2 separate regions of the Homo sapiens genome follow, and region 2 is linked to region 1. The links are chromatin loops, found by intact Hi-C in ENCODE. Cell type or tissue: dorsolateral prefrontal cortex. All regions are shown on one strand. Links, peaks and the distances in the headings refer to the core of each region. The heading gives the core; the rest is flanking DNA.

Region 1 (9,402 bases), core at 3,582-6,081:
GCATACAGTCGGTGCTCCATAATGTTAGGAACGATGGAAGGATAGAGGTTTTCAGGGACGATGGGGCAGGAAGGGTCATTGAGACCCAAGTGAAGTCCAGTCTAAGTGGTTTGTATTTACTGCTATTGCAAAATACTGTCATTTGGTCAATCAACAAACGTTGACTGTGGGACCACTGGACTGGGTCTCTGGGGGTGCATCAGGGTGAATGTGGGTGGGCATTGGAACCAGCTCCTACTGTGCCACAATTGGCAGGGGGACGGTTCAGGGCCTGGCACACAGCAGGTGTTCAACGAATGCGTGCTTGCCCACCCTCCAGCCCCCCGTGGGCATGGGGTCACATGTGGGAGCAAACGACCGCGGAGTGGAAGGGAAGCTGGTCCTGTCCACTGCCCACCAGCCCCCGACTCAAGCTCATGGGCCCGGGGCCTTTCTGCTGAGGCGTCAGAAGTTGGTGGTGGAAGGGCCTCCTCCTGCCCCCACCCATCCGCTGGCCCATCCTTTCCTCCCACACTCAAGGGTTCATCTGCTTCAGCTCAGGCACCTACCAGAGGCCTTGGCGGATGCAGAAGGGGTCACAGTGGATGGAGGGGCTGGTCCCCAACTCCCCCCACAACCCATCCCTTCCCTTCCTTCTACGGTGACCCTACTAGGGAGGCTCCCAGGAGCGAGCCGGGGGCCCGCCTGTCCCGGTTCGGCCCCTCTGGCTTGTTTGAGCTCCGGCCTCAGTTTCCCCATCTGTATAATGGGACCAGGGCCTCTGCCACTCTAAGTGTTGGGGTGAGGATCTGAGACAACGCACATAAAGGCTTGGTGGCACGGCAGGAGCGAGTCAGGAGCACGGATATTCATTATCACCATCATCATCATCCGCGACTCTATTTTTATGCGAAACGCTAATCGGATTAATAGGCCCCGCGCATGCGCGGCACACACTAGGCGCTCAATAAATGCAGCTGAACAAATAAACCCGTCTTCCTGGGTATGCGGCCTCGCAGAAAGGCGCACCCCTCTCTGCGCCTCAATTTCCAAACCCAAAACACAAAATGGGGGCCCCAGTTACCCATCCCCCGTTCCCGGGAGCGCTGGGCCGCGCCGCACCGGGACGCCCCCCCCACCGGGAACGAGCCCCCTCCCAGGCCCCTGGCCCAGCGCCCTTCGGGGAACCGTTTACAAGAAGCGGCGCGCTTCCCCCGCGCGGCCCCCGCCAGGCTGCCGTTCCCAGCCGGGATAATCTAATCGCGTTTCCAAGGCTGCGATCGATAACCCCGAGGCGGCGCCAAAACGAGGCTCTTAAAGGGCCAGCAGCCCCGCCCGGGCCGGCGGGGAGGGGGCCGTGAGGTGGGGACAGGCTTTGCGCGTCTGCGCCCCCCGGCCGGCCCCCACCTCCAGGCTGTGTGGCCCTAGGCAGGCAGCCTGACCTCTCTGAGCTGCAGTGCCGCAGCCGGAAAACGAGGTCCCCGGAGGCCAAGGGCAAATCTATTCCCTATCTGCGTCTTCCCCCATTGCCCGGATGGGGAAACTGAGGCTTGGGAAAGGAAGAGAGCAGCCTGAGCTAGGTTCTGCAGGCGATCCCACCCTCTCCCGCCTCTGGCCCCCCAAGACCCTGCCGCCCCTCCTGCCCCAGAATCCATACAAACGTCTTCAGCATGCCAGTCCTCCCGGGCCGGCTCACCGACCTGCCGCGGGACGCCTGGTGGCCCCACCCGGGCTGTGCCGCCCCGAGGAGGTGTCCCCAGCGCCCCACCGAGGAGGGGGGGCCAGCTTCTCCCGTGTGCTTGGAGGGTCCTCTCCCTGCCTAGCCTGCCCACCTGTTCCCCAAAGGGAAAAACCTCAGGGCACCTTCTTCCTTCTGCCCTGGTGACTGGAATGCGGAGCTGCCCAGAGAGACAAAGATGGAAGCTTCCAGAAATGGCAATGGTGGAATCTTCTAGAAGCAGCAGTGGTGGACTGCCCAGGAGCTATAGTGGTGACCTTTATTTATTTATTTATTTACTTATTTATTTTGAGACGGAGTCTCGCTCTGTCGCCCAGGCTGGAGTGCAGTGGCGCCATCTCGGCTCACTGCAAGCCCCGCCTCCCGGGTTCACGCCATTCTCCTGCCTCAGCCTCCCTAGTAGCTGGGACTACAGGCGCCCGCCACCACGCCCGGCTAATGTTTTTTGTATTTTTAGTAGAGACGGGGTTTCACCGTGGTCTCGATCTCCTGACCTCGTGATCCGCCCGCCTCGGCCTCCCAAAGTGCTGGGATTACAAGCGTGAGCCACCGCGCCCGGCCAGTAATAGTGACTTCTTTTCTGGTTGGTCCCCAGCCCTGACCACTGCCTGGCCCAGCGGCCTGAGGCCAGTGTCTTCGGGGCGTGTAAATTGGGATGAGGGCAGCGTTGTCCTTTCTCACCGTCAGCCCAGGGACTGTGTCTCCCACGCACTGGGCTCTCCAAAGGACTGTCCTGGACTGGACCCGGAGTCCAGACATCAGAGAGGCTGTGCCTCAAGGGAAACTGAGGCCCAGGGAGGGTCACACGCAGTGTGTGGCCCAGGGCTCGCCGGACCTTTGGCCCTGCTGACCCTCTCAACAGGGACCGGCTCACCCTATCTGAGTCCTGCCACCCCTGCTCCAGCCAAAGGACCCCCCCTGTCCTACACACACTGGGTCCCTCCCGGGAAGCCAGGCCTGACCCCACTTCCTTGTCACCTTCCGGGTCCGGGGTCGGGGCTGCAGGGGTGAGAGGAGATTGATCCAGCAGACGACCTTGTGGCCACTGTTGCCAAGGAGATGGCCCTTGGGGGCTGTGTGGGTGGCCAGGGCCAGGGAGTGACAGAGGGACAGAGGGAGGGAGGGATGAAGGAAAGGAGGGAGGGACAGAGGGGAGGGAGAGACAGAGAGGGAGGGAGGGAGGGAGGGAGGCACCAGCAGTGGGTACGGTCCTCACATCAGAGCCTCCTGGGCAGCTGGTTGGCTATGTTGACACAGCCTGGGAACCAGCATTCACCCCTCCCTGGCGGTCTGCCATTGACTAACCGCCATTGGGCTCCTGTCTACAGGCTTGGCTTGGAAATGAGACGCAGCTGCCACCACCCAAGTTCACCCAGGAGGGCTGGGAGCCTGGGAGCTGGCACCTGGTCTGCTCTCCAAGGTAGCTTCTGGTCCATTCACCCCCAGGACTGGGGTAGGTATCCTAGAAGTGGGGCCCATGTTCCAGGGCCCCACAGGATGAATAGGAGTTTGCCAGGTGGAGAGGGAACGGTAAAGAGGAGGGAGGCGGCCCGCTCATCCAGCCCCACCACTGGAGAGGAAGGGGTGAGTGAGTGTCAGGAGGGTCTCTGCTTGGCAGGCTCTGTGACAGGGGAACCTCTGGCTGAGGCCAGCTGGTGACTGCTGGGTTTGTGGGAGCTGAGCATGGATTTCCCATAGCGACGGGAGCTGCTGGGCCCGGCTGAAGGACGGTTAGGCTTCTGACCTGGTTACCGCGTGCCGGCTGGATACCAGAGATCAGGGTGCAGCCGTGGACCCCAGACACGGCCCTGCCTCCTAAGAGCTCTGCATCTCTTGGGGGCACAGGCAGCAGCTGGGGCTGACTGGGGACCGGACCCAGAAGCCACCACAGCAGGAAGAGGGTGCGGGTGCAGGAGGCTGCAGCCACTGAAGTGGGGGAGATCGAGTGGAGAGCTGGGGGTTGGGGCAGACCAGGGAGAGGCTGACTGGGGGCGACCTGGACCCTTTGGCTGCAGGGATCGGCTCACAGGGCCAGGGGGTTTGGGGCAGTGGAGCTGTGGGAGGGCCCTGGGGTATGTGGGGCCTGACTCAGGGGTGTCCTGTAGGACCCAGTCCATAAGGGGCCATTGCACTCAGGGACGCCAGCATGGGCTGTGGCTGTGAGTGCGCCCACATGCACACACACAAACATGCGCAAGCACACCAGAACACGCAAACACACGCGTTTACCAGGACACACATGTGCAGATACAGCAGGCCGCACATGAGAAGGTGTATGTGTGAACCTTCCTGGCACATACGTGCCCATGCGTGCACATGTATAAACGGGACTGACCATGTACAAACACACCTGAGCTCGTGGCAACGAGCGAACATGTCACAGCCTCTGTGTGCACCCACACGGACATGCCAGCACACGCATGCAAACCTGTGTATAGGAGTGAGCACACATGCTAGAATGCACACGAGCATGCGAGAACACGCATAAGCATGCCCCGTATACATCACGTGTGGCACACCTGAATCTACGTGAACACTGTTCATTCAGAAACACACCAACCACACAGGACCACGTGTGCCTCGGGTCAAAATGCCTGAGCCGGCCAGGCGCGGTGGCTCATGCCTGTCATCCCAGCACCTTGGGAGGCCGAGGTGGGCGGATGACAAGGTCAGGAGTTGGGGACCAGCCTGACCAACATGGTGAAACCCTAGCTCTACTAAAAATACAAAAATTAGCTGGGCGTGGTGGCACGTGCCTGTAGTCCCAGCTACTCTGGAGGCTGAGGCAGGAGAATCGTTTGAACCAGGGAGGTGGAGGTTGCCGTGAGCCGAGATCGCGCCACTGCACCCCAGCCTGAGTGACAGAGCGAGACTCCGTCTCAAAAAAATAAAAATAAAATAAAAATTAAAAAAAGCCCGAGCCGCGAGGCACTGGGGTAGCCGCGGATGCACGTGTGAGCGCGCACGTGGGGAGCGCCCGCGGGTTTCTGGGCTGCGGGCGCGCCCTGGTGGACGCCAGACCCGCTGCAGCTCTGTCCCTGGAAGGGGGTCCCAGTCCCACCTCCCTCGGTCTGGGCGTCACGCAGGGGTAAGAAGGGGACGGGACGGGGACAACACCAGAAGACCCAGGGAAGGCAGCCCGCAGGACCCCCATCATCCAGCTCCCTCCATTCTTCCCATGACGCGCCCGAGTTTGGGGGAGTCTGGCGAAGCTCCGTGTCCCCCACCCCTGGCGTCCCGAGCGGGGGCCGCGGCTTTCCTGAGCCCACCTCCCCCAGCGCAGGGTGGGCTCCGTGGGGTGGGGGCCCCGACGCCCGGGGAGGACCCGCGGCCTTGCCCCATTGGCCACCAGGTGGCAGCACGCGCGCCCGACTGAACCCCAGGACCAGCGAGGCCCCCGCGCCCCACCCCATGCACCCCCGGACCACAGGGAGGGGAGGGGTCTGGGGAGGACCCCGGGGGGCCGTGAGCACCAGCCTCGCCGCTCTATGCCTCGGTTTCCCCACCTCCCAGGGAGAGGGAGAATAACTGAACACACAGGCGTGGTGAAGTCACCAGGAGGGCTTCCCTGGGGAGGTGGGGTTGAAGGAAAAGGCACCAATGGTGAAGAAGAGCAGGCCGGGTACGGGACGCGGCAGGTGCAGAGGGCCGGGGGAGGGCGCGGTGGGGGCGAAGGGAACTGAGTCCTGAGCCTGGGCGGGATTGTGGGGTGGGGTTTGGAGGCAAAGGTCCCAGGTTTCCGATCTGAGCGCAGGAGGTGAGGACAAGGGCAGGATTTAGGGTCTACCTAGGACAGAGAATACAAAGGTTTGTTTTGATTTTTTTTTAAAGTGATATTCTTGGCCGGTAAATATTCTTACTATCCTCAGCCTCGATGGGTAAAATCCAAAGGTTTTAAGATACTCGGAACTTGAATTCACAGCTTTCCAAATATGGGATTCTCAGGATGGAGCCAATTGGAGAAAATTCCAGAATCCCAGTTCCCCTGGCCAATGCCAGCGTTGATGCCCAAATGCAAGAGTGGCAAAGACAGGGCGTGATGGCTCACACTTGTAATCCCAGCACTTTAGGTGGCTGAGGCAGAAGGCTCATTTAAGCCCAGGAGTTCGAGACCAGCCTGAGAAACATAGCAAGACCCCTGTCCTACAAAAATGTATTTATTTATTTATTTTTGAGACGGAGTTTCACTCTGTCGCCCAGACTGGAGTGCAGTAGCGATCTTGGCTCACTGCAACCTCTGCTTCCTGGGTTCAAGCGATTCTCCCTGCCTCAGCCTCCCGAGTAGCTGGGATTACACGCACGTGCCACCATGCCCAGCTAATTTTTGTATTTTTAGTAGAGAAGGGGTTCCCCTATGTTGGTCAGGCTGGTCTCCAACTCCTGATCTCAAGTGACCCACCAGCCTCTGCCTCCCGAAGTGCTGGGATTACAGGCGTGAGCCACGGCACCCAAACTCAAAATTTTAAATAATTAGGCTAGTGTGGTGGTACACGCCTGTGGTCCGAGCCACGTGGGAGGTGGGAGGATCACTTGAGCCAGGAGGTGGAGGCTGCAGTGAGCTATGATTGCACCACCGCACTCCAGCTTGGGTAACAGAGCAAGATCCTGCCTCAAAAGAGAAGAAAAAGAGTGGGCCGGGCGCGGTGGCTCATGCCTGTAATCCCAGCATTTTGGGAGGCCGAGGTGGGCGGATCTCCTGAGGTCGGGAGTTCGAGACCAGCCTTGCCAACATGGTGAAACTACTAAAAATACAAAAAGTTAGCCGGGCATGGGCCGGGCGCGGTGGCTCACACCTATAATCCCAGCACTTTGGGAGGCCGAGGCAGGCGGATCGCCTGAGGTCAGGAGTTCGAGACCATCCTGGCTAACAAGGTGAAACTCCGTCTCTACTAAAAAAAAATTCAAAAAATTAGCCAGGCATAGTGGTGGGCGCCTGTAGTCCCAGCTACTCGCAAGGCTGAGGCAGGAGAATGGCGTGAACCCGGGAGGCAGAGCTTGCAGTGAGCTGAGATCGCGCCACTGCACTCCAACCTGGGCGACTGAGCAAAACTCCGTCTCAAAAAACAAACAAACAAAAATTAGCTGGGCATAGTGGCGCACACCTGTAATCCCAGCTACTCGGGAGGCTGAGGCAGGAGAATCACTTGAACCCGGGAGGCGGAGGTTGCAGTGAGCCAAGATTGTGCCACTGCACTCCAGCTTGGGCAACAAGAGCGAAAGAAAGAAAGAAAGAGAGAGAGAGAGAGAGAGAGACGAGGGAGGGAAGGGAGGGAAGGAAGGGAAGGAAAGGAACGAAAGAGAGAGAGAGAGGGGAGGGAGGGAAGGGAGGGAAGGAAGGGAAGGAAGAGAAGGAAAGGAAGGAAAGGAAAGGGGGGGGAAGGGAGGGAAGGAAGGGAAGGAAAGGAAGGAAAGGAAAGAGAGAGAGAGGGGAGGGAGGGAAGGAAGGGAAGAAAAGAAAGAGAGAGAGAGAAGGGGGAGGGAGGGAAGGGAAGGAAGGGAAGGAGAGAGAGAGAGAGAAGCGAGGGAAGGGAGGGAAGGAAGGGAAGGAAGGGAAGGAAAGGAAAGAGAGAGAGAGAGAGGGGAGGGAGGGAAGGAAGGGGAGGAAAGGAAGGAAAGGAAAGGAAAGAGAGAGAGAGAGAGGGGAGGGAGGGAAGGAAAGGAAGGAAAGGAAAGAGAGAGAGAGCGAGAGAGAGAGAGAGGAGAGAGGGGAGGGAGGGAAGGAAAGGAAGGAAAGGAAAGAAAGGAAAGAAAGAGAGAGAGAGAGAGAGGAGAGAGAGGAGAGAGAGGGGAGGGAGGGGAGGGAGGGAAGGAAGGGAAGGAAAGGAAAGAAAGGAAAGAGAGAGAGGGGAGGGAGGGAAGGGAGGGAAGGAAGGGAAGGAAAGAAAGGAAAGAGAGAGCGAGAGAGAGAGAGCGAGAGAGAGAGAGAGAGAGAGAGAGAGAGAGAGAGAGAGAGGAGGGAGGGGAGGGAGGGAAGGGAAGGAAAGAAAGATAGAGTGGCAGAGACTCTGTGATTCCTGTGAGCCCCAGAGGCAGGGACCCCATAATCCCCAAGGGTCCCTGCAGCTCCCAGAGGCAGGGGCCGCTCCCAGGGCAGAGACCCTGTAACCTGTAACCTGAGGGCCAGCACCCCCCAGGCCAGGTGAGGAAGGCCCCGGTCCTCACCCCCTCACCGCCTCCGTAGTTTCAGAGCTACTGCACCTTTAAAATCATGTGCCAAAATTAGCAGCTCTGCTGTCATTAATATGCAAAAATGCAAATCAGGAACTGATTAAGCCCCAGCCCCAGAGGATGTTTCTACAGTGATGAATTCTATTGTCTGCGAGGGTGGTGGGTGGATGTGCTGGCGAGGGGGGATCAGGGGTGTAGATCCCGGAAGGGAGGGTCCTTGGGGGGAGTCCCAGCTCCGCCCCCCTAGTGCACACACAGCCCCTCCCAGCTGCCCTCCCCAGGACCAGTGGGTACGGGCAACTGGGCCAGGTTCCCTGTGTGACGGGGGAGTGTGGCTGGGGGTGGCCCGGGGAGGGACTCTCAGGGCCCTCACCCTGCCTGCTCCTAACCCGGGGAGGGACTCTCAGGGCCCTCACCCTGCCTGCTCCTCCACCCGGGATTCCCCTGGCCTCTGCCTGCAGAGTTTCAAATGCCTGTAAGGCGATTCCTTCGAAATTCTCCTTCCCCATCTGGCTGGGAGCCCCGACGGGCTGAGACCTCTGCCCTGTGGTTCCCCAGAGCACCGCTCTGAGAGGGCTCTGCAAACACCCTGCATGTGGGGAAATGCAGGCTCACAGGGGGAGCGATGCGCACAGGGTCCCCAGCCCGTGAGAGGGTCCTGGGCTCCTCCCGGTGGGTAGAGACCTTCATGCCAGCACAGAGGTGCTGGCTGACGCAGGGGTGCAGGCAGCAGGGAGTGGGGTGGAGCGGGAGGTCTGGAAGAGAGGGTGCAGCAGTGTAACCAGCCCCTGTCCGGGCCAGTCAGGGGAGTCCCCAGTGTGAAGGGGAAGGAGAGAGAGGCAGAGACAGAGGGAGACAGAGAGGCAGAGAGAGACAGAGAAAAAGACAAGAGATAGGAACAGAAAGAGAAGGAGACAGAGAAGCAGAGAAGGAGACAGAGAAGAACAGAAACAGACAAAGAGACAGAGAGATAGAGATACAGAGAGGCAGAGAGAGAGACAGGCAGAGAAACAGAGAGACAGAGAGGCAGAGAGACAGGCAGAGAGAGACAGAAAGAGATAAAGAGAAACAGAGAGACAACGAGAGAGATGGAGACAGAGAGAGATGGAGACACACACAGACACAGAGAGACTGACAGAGACAGAGGGACAGAAAGAGATACGCAGAGACAGAAAGAAACAGAGACAGAGACAAAAAGACAGACAGAGATGGGGAAGAGAAAGAGACAGAGACAGGGAGGCTGACACAGAGAGAGCACAGAGAAAGAAGACAGAGAGAAACAGACAGAAAGAGACAGAGACAGAGAGACAAAGACAGAGATGGAGACCAACCGAGAAAGGCTGAGGGGGACTCAGAAGGGGACCCAGAGGCAGCGTGAGCCGACCCAGCGCCCTCCCTCTGCACAGGCTCCAGCTGGCCTGGGGCCAGCCACCAGCTGCTGCCTCCCGCCCACCCTCCCCCACTGCCAGAGCCCCAGCTGCCACCGCCACACACACGGCCACCCTTTGGCGGCCCCA
Region 2 (9,402 bases), core at 4,469-6,968, 150 kb before region 1:
ATTACAGGCATGGGTCACCACGGCTGGGTAATTTTTTTGTATTTTTAGTAGAGATGGGGTTTTTCCTTGTTGGTCAGGCTGGTCTCGAACTCCTGACCTCAGGTGATCCGCCCGCCTCAGCCTCCCAAAGTGCTGGGATTACAGGTGTGAGCCACCACAACCGGCCGAAACCAGCCATTTCTTTCTTATGCCTGCTGGGGCTTGAGGGGGTGTGGGTGGGGGCCATAGGGGAAGCCTCCAGTTCTGTTGCTGTTCTCTGCGTCGCCCACAGTGGGAGGTCTTGTGCCTGCCTCCCCTTGGCTGCGTCCAGCCATTTCTCTGCACGGAAGTCTTAGCACGCTGTGGGGGTCGATCTCCAGGTGGGCCGAAGGGCAGGCAGGTTTTCTGAGTGGAAGAAACACACCTGAGGCCCGACCTTCAGACAAGCTGCACGTTCAGTCAGAATCAAGTCAGAGCCAAGTGGCGTCTTGGTGCGGGCAGGTTCCCATGGGGCTGTTGCCTTTTGCTACATGGTGTCACAGCTCCTTATCAGCCTGTCGGGGATGTGTGTCAGCATTCACGTCCCTCTTGGGCAGTTGGTGTTGGGTGCAGCATAAATGAAGGCCAGATTGCATTTGCTGTACCCCATGGGACTGCGGGCTTGGTGTGGGCCCGTGCGCCTTTGTTGGAATCTGATCTCACTGGGTTTGTGGAGCTGCTTTTCAAAGGTGAGAGTGTGCAACATTCCTTGCCCCTCTTCTTCCCCATAGCAGTGTGACTTGGAGGTCCCTCCAGGGCGCACGCCTCCCCCTTAACCACAGGTGACCTGCGTTTCGGCTTCTAGGTCATCTCCTGCGTTATTTATTGTTGTGTTTTTGCAGTGAAGGCTGCACCAGACGCATCTGTACCTGCCCTGTGCGGTCTGTCTGTGGCACGGGTTCTGAGGATTCCGAGTCTGAAGGTGGTGGTGTTGAAGCTGCATGGGATGGTTGCGAAACTGCTCTGCAAGATCTCGGCCTGTCCATGGCCCCCTCAGTGACGGGCAAGGGAGATTTCACCCCATCTAGAGCCCCATTTGCCATCTAAGGGGATATACCATCTACAGGTTCCAGGAATTAGGACGCAGACGTCTTTGGCGCCATTTCCTGCCAACTCCAGAGGATCAGACCTGTTGACCTTTAGAGACCTTTAGAGATGTTACGGAATTACATTCAGTGGAACTTTATTTTATTTTTTTAAGAGCTGGGGTCTTGTTTTGTTGTCCAGGCCAGAGTGCAGAGGCACAATCCTGGCTCGCTGCAGCCTCAAGCCCCTGGGCTCAAGTGATTCTCCCACTTTAGCCTCCCACATAGCTAGGAGCACAGGTGTGCATCACCATGCTCAGCTTATTTTTAAGTATTTTTTTAAGAGATGGGATCTGTGTCATCCAGGCTGGTCTTAAACTCCTGAGCTCAAGCAGTATCCTCCCGCCTCAGCCTCCCAAAGTGCTGAGATGATCGGCGTGAGCCACTGTGCCTGGCCGTGCTCAGTAGAATTTCTAATGGTCAACTTCCAAGTTTCTGGAGTAAATATTTGAACTTGGTTTTTATTGCTTCGCTGGAATACTGGGCTCCACTTGCTCATGTTTTCTTTAGACTCCTTCGGCCTGTCCCCACGGGAGGCTTCTGTGGTTCTGACTTCTGTGCTGACGTTGGTGGCATTGAGGTTGTGAGGGTCTGCTACACTATGTTCTGGAACCACGTAAATAACATGCGAGTCTCATGTTCCCAGCTGCCCCCCGGGAAGACATTTCAGCCGTGTGCTTTAAGCCAGGCACAGCAGCTTGGGCTATAGTCCCAGCTATCTTGGAGGCTGAGGTGGGAGGATTGCTTGAGTCTACGAGTTCAAAGCCAGCCTGGCCAATATGGTGAGACTCCACCTCTACAAATTTTTTTTTGTTGAGACGGGGTTTCACTCTTGTCGCGCAGGCTGGAGTGCAATGGTGTGATCTCGGCTCACCGAAACCTCTGCCTCCCAGGTTCAAGCGATTCTCCTGCCTCAGCCTCCTGAGTAGCTGGGATTACAGGCATGCGCCACCACGCCCGGCTAATTTTGTATTTTTAGTAGAGACGGGGTTTCTCCATGTCGGTCTGGCTGGTCTTGAACTCCCGACCTCAGGTGATCCGCCCGCCTTGGCCTCCCAAAATGTTGGGATTACAGGCGTGCGCCACCGCGCCCAGCTACAAAAAGTTTTGAAATTAAAAAATTAATTTAAAGTAGGCCAGGTGCAGTGGATCACTTGAGGTCAGGAGTTCGAGACTGGCCAACATGGTGAAACCCCATCTCTACTAAAAATACAAAAATTAGCTGGGTGTGATGGCGCACGCCTGTAATCCCAGCTACTTGGGGGGCTGAGGCAGGAGGTTTGCTTGAACTCGGGAGATAGAGGCTGCGGTGAGCCAAGATCGCACCACTATACTCCAGCTTGGGCAGCAGAGAGACTGTCTCAAAAAAAAAAAATCTTCCTGTGGATTTTGCAGGGTGGCCCATCAACTGGGCATGTCCCCATCCCCCGGCCCTGCTCAGCCACATCACCGCAGGCACACCGCCACCACACCACCGCTGGCACACTGCTGGCACACCTCCGCCACACCGCGGGCACACTGCTGGCTGGGTGGGGCCGTGTTGGCTGAGGAAGGGCTCTCCTGTGTCCACCGTCAGGCTGTGGTTGTCGGCCCAGCCCAGTCCTGCCTCAGCCCGGCACCCTGAATGCTGGGAGCTCCACACCCGCCTGCCCCGGGGAGTTCCAGCCTGTCGAGTGTCCACCCCACCATGGTCATTGTGCGCATTTCATGAGCCGTGTGAGGGAGCCTCCAGTACCCAGGGAGCTGTGTGTCACGCAGCCCAGGCCCATCCAGCGCCCATTGGTCAGGGCAAGGCGGGGCCCGGCACAGGGCCTGAGATGGCGCCATGGCCTGTACCCAGCTGGGCACCCCAGAGCCTTGGCGGGCGCCAGTGCGTGGTGGGTTTCGGAGGCAGGTCTCTTCCCTTCCCTGCAGTTTGAGACCGGGGCCGCCCCCATGCTGCGGGCTCCTCTCCGGCAGGCTGGTCACAGCTGTGCTCTCTGTTCCCTTCAGGGCTGGGTTACGACCCCTACAACCCTGAGCTGCCCAAGCCCCCCGCGCAGAGGGAGAATGGCACCCTGGGCCTGGGGGAGGAGCCGCGCCCGGATGTGCTGGAGTTGGAGCTGGTCAACCAGGCCATCGAGGCCGTGCGCAGTGAGGTGGAGCTGGAGCAGCGGCGCTACCGGGAGCTGCTGGAGACGACCCGTGAGCACCGCTCCGCCGAGGCCCCCGCCCTGGCGCCCCGCGGCCCCAACGCCAGCCCCACTGTGGGCCCGGACGAGGATGCCTTCCCACTGGCCTTCGACTACAGCCCCGGCAGCCACGGCCTATTAAGCCCTGATGCCGGCTACCAGCCCACCCCACTGGCCGCCCCTGCCGAGCCGGGCAGCAAGTACTCGCTGGCGTCCCTGGACAGGGGTCAGGGCAGAGGTGGAGGGGGTGGCGGTGCCCTGGAATACGTCCCCAAGGCTGTGAGCCAGCCCCGGCGGCACAGCCGCCCCGTTCCCAGTGGCAAGTACGTGGTGGACAACTCCAGGCCACCCACAGACCTGGAGTATGACCCTCTCTCCAACTACTCGGCCCGGCACCTCAGCAGGGCCAGCTCCCGGGATGAGCGGGCCGCCAAGCGGCCCCGGGGCTCCCGCGGCAGTGAGCCCTACACACCTGCTCCCAAGAAGCTCTGTGACCCCTTTGGCAGTTGCGATGCAAGGTTCTCAGACTCAGAAGATGAGGCCGCCACGGTCCCAGGTAACGAGCCCACCACGGCCAGCACCCCCAAAGCCAGGGCCGACCCTGAGATCAAGGCCACCGGGCAGCCACCCTCCAAAGAGGGCCTGGAGGCCGAGGGGGGCGGCCTGCGGGAGACCAAGGAGACGGCCGTGCAGTGCGACGTGGGGGACCTCCAGCCGCCCCCAGCCAAGCCCGCCTCCCCAGCCCAGGTCCAGTCCTCACAGGATGGGGGCTGCCCCAAGGAGGGAAAACCCAAGAAGAAAAAAACCGGGGCCCCACCTGCCCCCAGCTGCAAAGACGGGGCCCAGGGGAAGGACAAGACCAAGGACAAGGGCCGAGGGCGGCCTGTGGAGAAGCCCCGTGCGGACAAGAAGGGCCCGCAGGCCAGCAGCCCCCGGCGCAAGGCAGAGCGGCCGGAAGGGACCAAGAAGAAGCCATCTTCGGCCACTCCTGTGGCCACCTCAGGGAAAGGGAGGCCTGACCGGCCAGCGCGGCGGCCGAGCCCCACAAGCGGGGACTCCCGACCGGCGGCCGGCAGAGGCCCACCCCGCCCCCTCCAGCTGCCCGACAGGAAGAGCACCAAGGCCCCGTCGGGGAAGCTAGTGGAGCGGAAAGCCCGCTCACTAGACGAGGGCGCCTCCCAGGACGCCCCCAAGCTGAAGAAGCGGGCCCTGAGCCACGCCGACCTCTTTGGGGACGAGAGTGAGGACGAGGCCGCAGGGCCAGGGGTGCCGAGCGTGTGGCCCTCTGCCCTCCCCAGCCTCAGCTCGGACTCAGACTCCGACTCAGACTCCAGCCTGGGCTTCCCGGAGGCGCAGGGGCCGCCCAAGCGGCTCAAGGCCTCCCCGCCCCCCTCCCCCGCCCCATCCTCCTCCTCCTCCTCCTCCTCCTCCACCTCCAGCGCGGGGGCGGATGTGGACTACTCGGCCCTGGAGAAGGAGGTGGACTTTGACTCCGACCCCATGGAGGAGTGCCTGCGGATCTTCAACGAGTCCACCAGCGTCAAGACGGAGGACAGAGGCCGGCTGGCCCGGCAGGTGAGGCGCGCGGGTGCTGGGGCTGGGCTCGGGCAGAGGCAGAGCCGAGGGCCTGGTGAGAGACCTTCTATCTGGAGTGGTTTCCAGTTGGCTCGGAGGCACGGGGTGGAGGCAGCTCCTCAGTGCTGGTCCCTGAGCCCGTTGAAATCTCAGGAGCTCAGGAGCACCCGGGCAGCCCTGTTGCTCCTGTTGCCCCTCACCCACCCAGAGGTCACTGGCCCGTGGCCACCAGCCAGGCTTCTGTGGCCACGTGCACACGGTCTGTTCCCACTGACTGGCAGGGGGATATTGGCCCACCCACCCACCTCAGGGGAATCCACCTCCGGCACACCCTTCTAGCCCCTCTCCCCTCGCCTCCCCTTTCCTCCCTTCCCCCTCTCTTCTCCCCTCCTCCCTTCCCCCATCTCTGTCTCTTCTCTTCCAGCTCCTCTGTCTCCTCTCCTTGCCTCCTCCTCATCCCCTCCGGCTCCTTTCTCCTCCCCTCCCTCCTCCCTACTCCCAGCGTGGCGAGCTCTTGCTCTCCTGGGCCAGCCCTGGACCCCTGGGTCTCCTGGCCCCGTGTCCCCAAATTGGCCACCAGGGGGAGCTCACTCCACACAGACTGAGCCCAAGTGCTCAGCCCGCAGCAGCTGGTTCGGCCCAAGGTGGCCTCGCTTTCCCAGTGTGCTTTCATTCTGCAGCCCTGGGGTCTCCAAGCTGGGGCCCTGGGTGCCCAGGAGAGGTAGCCTTGGGCATCTGCAGAACGTGTGACACCTGCCCACCCCTCCGACTGCACCCACACAAAGCCCAGGGACTGTTGGCCCTGAGCCCTCAGCTGCTGTGCCTGGGGGCTGGACTGTTCCATTCCCCACTTGCCGGGGGCAGTTTGAGGTTGGGGTGTGTTGGTGTTGGCAGCGAGGGCAGACCTGTGCTGACGGACGGACATGTGTCTTAGCCCCCCAAGGAAGAGAAGAGTGAGGAGAAGGGGCTTTCGGGTCTGACCACTCTGTTCCCCGGGCAGAAGAGGAGGATCTCCCACCTTTCCAAGCAAGGCCAGGAGGTAAGGTCCGCAGAGGCCAGGCCAGCAGGAGCCTTTTTTTTTTTTTTTTTTAAAGACGAGGTTGGCCTGGTTTGGTGGCTCACGCCTGTAATCCCAGCACTTTGGGAGGCCAAGGCGGGTGGATCACCTGAGGCCAGGAGTTCGAGACCAGCCTGGCCAGCATGGCAAAACCCCATCTGTACTAAAAATACAAAAATTAGCTGGGCATGGTGATGGGTGCCTGTAATACCAGCTACTAGAGAGGCTGAGGCAGGAGAATCGCTTGAACTCAGGAGGCAGAGGTTACAGTGAGCCAAGATTGCACCACTGCACTCCAGCCTGGGTGATAGAGCAAGACTCTGTCTCAAAAAAAAAAAATTATAAAAAAAGGGGGTCTTGCTTTGTCACCCAGGCTGGTCTTCCAACTCCTGACCTCAAGTGATCCTCCTGCCTCGGCTTCCCAGCGTTGGGATTACAGGCGTGAGCCACTGCTCCCAGCTTCATCCCTCTGTTTTCTGTTTGTTTGTTTTTTGGTTGTTTTTTTTTTTTTTTTTTTTTTTGAGACGGAGTCTCGCTCTGTTACCCAGGCTGGAGTGCAGTGGCACGATCTCTGCTCACTGCAACTTCCGCCTCCCGGGCTTAAGTGATTTTCCTGCTTCAGCCTCCCGAGTACCTGGGATTACAGGTGCCCACCACCACACCAGGCTAATTTTTGTATCTTTAGTAGAGACGGGGTTTCACCATGTTGGCCAGACTGGTCTCGTGATCTGCCTACCTCGGCCTCCCAAAATGCTGGGATTACAAGCATGAGGCACTGCGCCCAGAGGTGGGCAGATCACGAGGTCAGGAGTTCGAGACCAGCCTGGCCAACATGGTGAAACCCCGTCTCTACTAAAGATACAAAATATTAGCTGGGCGCGGTGGCACGCACCTGTAATCCCAGCTACTCGGGAGGCTGAGGCAGGAGAATTGCTTGAACCCGGGAGGTGGAGGATTCAATGAGCCAAGATCGTGCCATTGCGCTCCAGCCTGGGCGACAAGGCAAGACTCTGTCTCAAAAAGATAAATACATAAAATGAGTTATCCATTCATAAACTTCTGATTTCTTTGGGACATTGTTCCTGTAAATCTGTGACGCTTTTTGTAAAGCATCAGTGATTTCCCCATTCGTTCTTCCACCCAAGTTTTACCATAAATTTGATGCTTAACATTTGCTTCAATTTTAGCAGAACTCCTGTTGCTCTGACTGGGGCTCTGTTCTAACTGATGTCTTACTTTTTTTTAGTGCCTCAAACTCCGTCTGGTTCAGACATGTTATGACAAGTTAGTATCAGTTTATTTTGGGGCAAAAAAACTTGAAAGCCATGCAAGTTTCGTCACAACGCACGTTTTCCATGAGCTTTTTGAAGACACCTTATCTTTGACGCTGCCCGAGTTCCAGAGGGAGCTGGCCCTGCCCCTTCCTGTTAGATTGCCACGGTGCTGGGGCGAGGGACAGAGCAGGTCAGCAGCCCCAGGGTGACCTCCCCCAGAGTGCGGCAGACGGCCTGCTGCGCCGTGTGCGGCCTGGGCCTGGGCCGGTTGTCCAGCTCTGAGCTCCAGTGTCCTCTGTAGCCCGGAGACAGTAGCGCTTGTCAGGCCCCTGTGCAGACGTGGCGAGGTAGTGCAGGACAAGCAGAGAGCCTGGCTCCGGGGTCAGCAGCCAGGAGAGTCCCAGTTGCTCCAGTCCCAGAGCCTCCCCAGAGGAGGGGCTTTGAGGAAGATTAGGCGTAGTGGGATTGGATTGGAGTGCCAGTGTAATCGGGGTAGTCCCGCCCACCCGTGCCTTATCAGGGCTGAGGACATAGCCTGGGCACCGGGAGACACTGGGAGTGGGGGAGCCTGGAGCCACATGGCATTGAGGACCACTGCCCCCTGCTGCTTCCCCCCAGTGTGCCCAGCAGCTCAGAAGGCAGCCAGGGAGGTGGTGCCTCCGGCCCCCGAGCTCCAGCCACCCTCTCCCAAGCCTGCCCGGGGTCGCCTGCTCCAGGTGCCCCCGCTGTGCTGCCAGGCCTTAGCATTTGTGGTGACGCAGGTGGAGCCCCCGAGGAGGGGTCCCGCGGTGCCCCCGGCCCGGCCCCCGACGGCGCAGGAGGTGTGCTACCTGCGGGCCCAGCAGGCGCAGAGGGCATCGGCGAGCTTGCTGCAGGCCCCCGCCAGGCTGGCAGAGAAGTCGCCCTCCGTCCACATTTCCGCCCCTGGCGAGAAGAGGAGGATCGCCCACATCCCCAACCCCCGCCTGGCTGCAGGTGAGTCCTGGCCCAGGGGGCCTGTGCCGGGGGGCCGTGGGCATGTGGGCAGGAGAGGTGGCACCCTGAGGTCTCTGAGCTCACCTGAACCACATGGTGCTTGCTCATGGGATGACTTTGGGCCCCCTCCCTGGGGCCCTCAGCCTGCCTGTCTGTGAAATGGGGACTGTTGAGGGGTGCAGGAGGCCTGGCCCAGCACCTTCCTTCCCTGACCCAGCTCCGGGGTTACTAGGAGTCCAACAGCCTGCTGGGGACTGGGCTGAACCAGGGCCTGAGCCTGTGGTTCCAGGGAATGGGGAGCCATGTCGGGGTACCTGGCATTGGGTGGGGAGCAGGCTTCTGCAGGTGTGGCTTTCTCCTGGCGTGTGAGTGGGGGGCGTGGCCTCTGATGGAAATGAGTGCTGTCTTCCCAGGAGTGGGGCTGTATTTCCTTTACTCCGAGGGGCACTTCCCCCCCAGCAGGGTCTTGTAGAAAGTCGGGCCAGGCCTCAGTGGTGGGTGGACAGGACCCTTCACGGGGGGTTGTCCTGTCTCCTGCGTCTTCACATCAGTGGTGTCTGTAGAGCGAGAAAGTATCCCTGGAGGCAGGTCACAGATGAGGGTCCCCCAGAAAGCTCCTAAAAAATGCAGGTTCTGGTCTGGAGGCTGGGAAAGGTCTGTGTGTCTGGCAAGCTCCCTGGGAGGGCATGGCTGCTGTCCGAGGACCACCCTGAGCAGCCTGCTGGTTTGGAGCCCCTGCCTCCCTGGCGCTGGCTGGAGAGCCTTAGGGCCAGCCCCGGCGATTCCCCTGCAGATCCCATGGATCCCACGGCCCTCCTTAGGGAGAGCTCTCCAGGCTACTCTGACCTCCCCTCCCCAGAGCCCCCTCACGGCTGAGACCTTAGCCCCAGGGAGGGGAAATCATTGAGTTGGGCCTATCCCAGGACCCCACACGCTTCCCGTCTGTGTCTCCGCGCTCGGGTTGTCCTGTTGCTGATCTGTGGTGGGTGCTGAGCTGTCGCAGTGCCCTTGGGGCCCGCCGCCTGAAGGGAGTCTGGCGTCCCAAGTGCTGGCAGTGCCGCAGGGCGGGCTCATCTGGCTTGGAGGACTCCTGTGGCTGCCTGGGCTCGCCCCCAGCGTGCAGCCGAGGGAGTCTGGAGGTTCTCTGTCCGTTCCTGAAGAGCAAACCCTCCACTGCAAGAGGCGCGTGCCAGCCTGGCGGGCAGCCTGCTTCCTTGCTGGGCGGCCCGCGGTAGCATGAGCAGACT

Evidence for each region. A loop is a pair of places that touch in the nucleus more often than their neighbours do. Peaks named below come from ENCODE experiments on the same cell type or tissue, not always from the same donor. Only the 100,000 strongest peaks of a DNase experiment are listed, where the experiment ranks them.
Region 2: it touches region 1 in a loop (6-fold over the local background); 20 of 110 quality-filtered maps call a loop at or near these places.

Annotation. Positions count from the first base shown.
Region 1 is chr19:1,667,808-1,677,209 of GRCh38, reverse strand. No RefSeq gene overlaps it. Among named protein-coding and RNA genes, the nearest start is that of TCF3, 20 kb to the right of the region's middle. RefSeq lists enhancers at 4,309-4,836, 7,516-8,266 and silencers at 4,661-5,360, 9,203-9,252. In dorsolateral prefrontal cortex, for the core only: CTCF peaks have their summits at 4,769 (motif pointing left) and 5,049 (motif pointing right); DNase peaks (open chromatin) are centred at 4,316 and 5,079; H3K4me3 peaks cover 786 bases; H3K27me3 peaks cover 2,500 bases.
Region 2 is chr19:1,822,325-1,831,726 of GRCh38, reverse strand. REXO1 (RNA exonuclease 1 homolog) reads left to right here. Exons shown (of 16, transcript NM_020695.4): 2 at 3,096-4,849; 3 at 5,784-5,888; 4 at 7,942-8,155. LOC100288123 (a long non-coding RNA gene) reads right to left here. Exons shown (of 4, transcript NR_152847.1): 1 at 9,035-9,402; 2 at 8,470-8,712; 3 at 8,011-8,104; 4 at 7,182-7,618. Among named protein-coding and RNA genes, the nearest start is that of MIR1909, 11 kb to the right of the region's middle. RefSeq lists silencers at 420-620, 4,384-4,519 and an enhancer at 2,758-3,258. In dorsolateral prefrontal cortex, for the core only: a CTCF peak has its summit at 5,426 (motif pointing right); a DNase peak (open chromatin) is centred at 5,446.